Regions from separate parts of the Homo sapiens genome. Here region 2 is linked to region 1. Evidence: chromatin loops called from intact Hi-C (ENCODE). Cell type or tissue: GM12878. All regions are shown on one strand.

The links. Peaks named below come from ENCODE experiments on the same cell type or tissue, not always from the same donor. Only the 100,000 strongest peaks of a DNase experiment are listed, where the experiment ranks them.
Region 2: a loop joins it to region 1, with 2.8 times the contacts of the local background. A loop is called at or near these places in 2 of 110 quality-filtered maps.

The regions. Positions count from the first base shown.
Region 1 is chr9:1,266,210-1,268,709 of GRCh38, forward strand. No RefSeq gene overlaps it. Among named protein-coding and RNA genes, the nearest start is that of DMRT2, 220 kb to the left of the region's middle. RefSeq lists an enhancer at 931-980. In GM12878, no CTCF peak of the experiment used is centred here; a DNase peak (open chromatin) is centred at 1,132.
Region 2 is chr9:1,099,901-1,102,400 of GRCh38, forward strand. No RefSeq gene overlaps it. Among named protein-coding and RNA genes, the nearest start is that of DMRT2, 51 kb to the left of the region's middle. In GM12878, a CTCF peak has its summit at 1,225 (motif pointing right); no DNase peak of the experiment used is centred here.

The sequences.
Region 1 (2,500 bases):
GTGGTTCCAGCTACCTTAGGGGAGACCTGAGGCTGTTTCTGGAATCCAGTTTGTATATGTGCTTTTCTGTTCTCTATGGAAATATACATAAAGGTTTTGGGTTTGTGGCTGCATCTTATGTCTGCGCAATGCCACCATATTCTCCATCGTACAATACCGTTATTTGAGAATAGTCAAACTCACCCCTGTGGTCAGGGGAGAGGTAGAGAGCCTACACCCTGCCTGAATGGCTAGTTAAGAATATGATTTTATGGAGTTCACAAATTCTTCAAGAGGGCCATTCCTTGAAAGAACTATGTAACCCTGTAGCTGCCTCCAGTGACTTAGCAGAGCCACTTGCCCTCTAGAGAAAGAGCTGTCGAATAACCATAGCTGTCAAAATTTTCTGTCTACCAGAATGGCTTATGCTGTACTCCATGGCTGGCAGTCATTTGAGAGGACGGTGGCAAGCATAGCCACGGAGGCAGCAGGAATGGCTACTGGGAACAGAAAAAAATGTAGGACCCCCACATTGCCAGCCTGTTCCTCCATTCCAGCTGGGGTCTTTATTTTGGGAGCAAAGAAGGGTGACTGTTTTGGTGGTTTTGTTGTGCTGGTGGGGTGAAACAGGTAGTAGTCATCAGTGAAAATAGAGTAGGGATGAGTTAAAAATTATTGCAACTAGGAAATCTCAGGGTTTGGGAGTGTGACTCATACCACTTACAAGGTATCAGAAATACTTAATAACTCTCTGTTCTGGCAAACATCTCAGATTCTCAGATGGAAGGATTCAGTGGTGAAGGATGAGGAGAGGGTTTTGGTTTTACATACTATATATATATATATCTATATATATATATCATATATATATATCATATCGTCCATAGCGGACAACAATTCACTATTCGAAAAGTAATTGTTAGCAAGCTATTGGGCTCCAATAGAGACTGAGAGTCTAACTACAGGACAGCAAGTGGCCATGTAGTCAGAAGTGTTCATTATGCAAAGACAATGAGTCATTGCAAGAAGGAAGTGTTACATCCAGGGTTGGCTTGAGAAAGCTCAGAGGGCACAGTAGCTGAATGAACAGATGAAGGGGATTCCATGTCATCTACCACTGTTGCACAGATGGCCCTCCCTCAGCTCTCACCTATGGTTTCGTGGGAGTTTTCCCATGACCAGCTGATAGAAGAGAAAAAAGCCTAGGCTTGGTGGGCACAGTATATTGGTGCAAGCCAAAAATAGACAGCTGTTAGACTACCACCCCACCTAGGAGTGCTGAGGGGAAATCCTCAGGGAGGGGGCGTTTTAGGCAAAGAACTTGGCCATTCATTTTGCGTGAAGGGAGAAGTGATCCAAGGTAAGCATTTACACAGGTGTATGGGCATTAGTGATCGGCTTTGCTGGTGGTTGGGGCCTGGAGAGAGCATGGTCAGAAGATAGAAGACGAAGTGGTCTGGGGAAGAAGCATGTGGCCGATGATGTGGGAGCAGGAATAAAGTGTGAGGAACTTTGTATTGCATAGTGATGCTCACCAGAGAACATCCACTGCAGAAGTGGCATTAAATAACCACGTGGATAGGATGTCAGCCAGCTCTGCCCTTGGCCAACTCACTGGCAAGTTGATTACATTGGAACCTTGCCACCTGGGAAAATCAAGACTTCATCCTGCACAGGATTAACACATCTCTTGGGCATGGGTTTTTCTTTCTTGCTCCTGTCTGCCTGGCTATATGAGGGCTCACAGAGTATCTGAAAATTGGACACACGGTCCTGCAAAATATCACTGTGAAGCAAGGGGCCCACTCTATAGCAAAGGAGTCATGACAGTGAGCACAGAATTATGGGATCCATTGGTCCTGCCCCAGGCCGTGCAGCCTGGTGTGATGGTGGCATGACCCCTTCAAGGTGACAGCTGAGGCTCTAGCTTGTAGATAATACCCTGTGGGGCTAGAGTAGTACATTGCAGGATGCCATATTCATCTTGACCTGTGGACACTGGGTAGAATACGTGGGTCTTGAAACCAGGGGATGAAAATAGGAGGGCACCTGCTCCCCAATCACTCCCAGGGACCCACTTGGGGAATTTATGTTTTCCATCTTCAGTGTTAGGTTCTGTGGATATATACATTCTGATTCTCAGATGCGGATACTTCCACAAAGGTTCAAAGTAGGAATTGTACTAAATTTAAAGCTATGGCTGTGACTGGTCACTTTGGGCTGAACATGCCAGGACAGCAGGCAAAAACAAGACTTGGTCTATTGGCAGAGGTAATTGACCCCCATCATCATGAGGAAGTAGGGTTGCTGCCAAGTCATGGGGGCAGACAGGAAAATGGTTTGCAGTCCAGCGATCCACTGGGGTATCCCTTCCCTGTCAATTCTAACAGGCAATGGGCAATTATAGGAATGCTGATCTGTTAAAGGCATGGTAACCAGGGGCTCAGATTCTTCAGGGATGAGATGAGAACCCTCTGCCAGTGGCCTATGTGATGTTATCTTGACCAGGAGAAAAGCCAGC
Region 2 (2,500 bases), 170 kb before region 1:
TAGAAATAAGGAAATTGAAGCTAAGAGAGGGAAAGTCATTTTCCCAAGTAAGCATACAGCTGGAACTTGAACTCAGTTCCACCTGTCTTCAAGGCCTGTACTCTTTTCAGTAAAGTGTGAGGCAGTTTGGGCCACAGCTTGTTTTCTGGGTTTCCTACTGATCTATTCTAGAATTCTTTCTATGCAGAGAGTCACTCTATCTCCCAATAATAGGTTCTCGTAACACTAATTTTTTAGCTTGCTAACATTCAACTGCCTATTTTGGAAAGTTTTAAAAAGCTGTTTTTCATTCAAGTATTAAAAAAAATTCTCAGACCATTAAGATGTCAGTTCACTTCCATTCTAAGCTCCAGGTTTGAGGGAGGGAGAGGAGAATTTTGCAAGCACTGAAAATTAAATGTGTGTGTATGATATGTCATCCTTATATTCAACATGACTCTCCCCAGTGACACAGCTGCAGTGCACACAGTAAAACATCCTGATTCATCAGGCTTGCATCTCACTGTGTATAAGTCCTCTCTTTACCTTTGCAAGTGAGAGTTGTCCCAGAGTTTCATATAAAACAGTGCTGTATCACCCAAGAACGTTCTGGCCTCTTTTACATGACTTGAGTGGAGTCTGAGTGGTACTGTAAAGCTGAGTTTATAGCACGGATGAGTCAGGAGAAGGAGAGGTCTGGATGTCAGCTGGAGCCAGCATCAGAACCAAAGAGAAAGGCAGAAGGTGGAGACCACAGTTTAGGGGTCACAGAGGTTTAGGAGTCATGAATTGCTACCCACATCAGGGCACCCCGGGGGAATCACAGCATCCTAAGAAAGTCAAGAACAAGGCCGACAGTCCAATCTGACTGTCTTACAGGACAAACACTGATATAAAGCCAGGGCTGCATCATTTGGCTAGAGCCAGACCAGAGATATGTGCCTTTACTTTGATAGTTCGGTCTCTGAAATCCAAAAGTCAGGGTATGATAAACGTCTGAGATTTTGCTTTTAAATATAGCAAGTGCCTTTTTAAATGTACTTTTTCTTCTTCCCAGCTTATATTAGAGTAACTCAGCACCAATTGATTAGATTCCCCAGCCTCGCTTTGTAGCCAGAATGGCCTATCCTCCCTGCCCCATGATGTTTTTGCTGCAAAACGAGGTCTCAGCAGTTGCAGCTGGGGCGCTGGAAGTCCGACGTACGGTGAATGCCTCCCCGGCCACTTCCCTTTCAGCAATGCCCACTAGGTGACGCCTGTGAATGGGACAGGCTCTCCAGAGTACTAGCCTTCCACTCTCCCTCCCTTCCCATGCTCACATATTGGCTAGAAGATGCTTAAGTGGGCAAGGTCCTGAAGACATTCTTTTGTGCCTTTGCTCAGACAGAGGACATGTGATGATCTCAGTCAGTTTCCTTTCATTTCATGGGGGCCGCTGATGTCTCCGTGTAGTGTATGTGATGGTTAAATTATAAAAACAGGAAAAGACCCCAAAGCCTGCATGACCTGCACAGTTTTAGCTGTCTGGGTAGGTTCATAACGGCTTTAGAAATGCAAACAAAATTCCCCAAACTAAAATGACTTCTGATGGTTCTGGTAAACTGAATGTGACCTTTCCAGAAAGAAGACTACAAACAGGTGTGATTATCTTTCACTACAGGAGCAGTTCCCAAACTTGAGTGTGCATCAGAATCACCTGAAGGGATAGTTAAACCACTGATTTCTGGGTTCCACCCATAGTTTCTGATTTAAGAGGTTTTGGGAAGGGCCTGAGAATTTGTATTTCTAATAAGTTCCAAGGTGATGCTGTTGTCACTTGCGGGGGAACCTAACTTAAAGAACCATGGCACCATGGCATTCTGTTAGAAGTATGTGGGGGATAGAAAATGATGTGGAGAGAGAGATGGGGGCTAAGAGGGGCGGGGAACATACCGTGAATTGCTGTAAACAGAGATTCCCTCTTAGCTACAACAAAAGTCACTTTCCTGTTTGCCCCATCATCCTCCTACCATTTTTCCAGTGTTCTCCTTACTCCGAAGAATGTCAACAGCACATTGTGCTTTTGTTAGATAAATCTACCGGGTGGGGATAAGTTAAATCTAATGGCAAGTCAGGGACAAATAACCAGGCAGCTGGGCCATTGCTGGAGATACATTGAGGTGATTTATTTAAATTTGCCTGATTGCCTTTCTAGTAGGGAAATGAAACGTTTTCTTTGTACTGCAGGTGTTCAAGTGCTTTTTTAATGGCTAAATATTTAAAGTGACAGTCAAGTCAAGGTTAAAAAGGTGATATGAGTGTACATTCAGAGCCACTGATTTGGGAACATTCTAAATATAGCTCATTTGGCTCTTAATAAAGGGTGAGAGAGTGGATGAGTATGTGTGTATGAAAATATAATTGCTCCCATGACACCCCAAATTACTCTTCAGGTATATATTAGCGTTGCTGAGAGCTTCCTCATATGACACAGCATCTTTCTATAGGTTTTTGGGTGTTTATGCCTTTTTTCCTTTTTAAA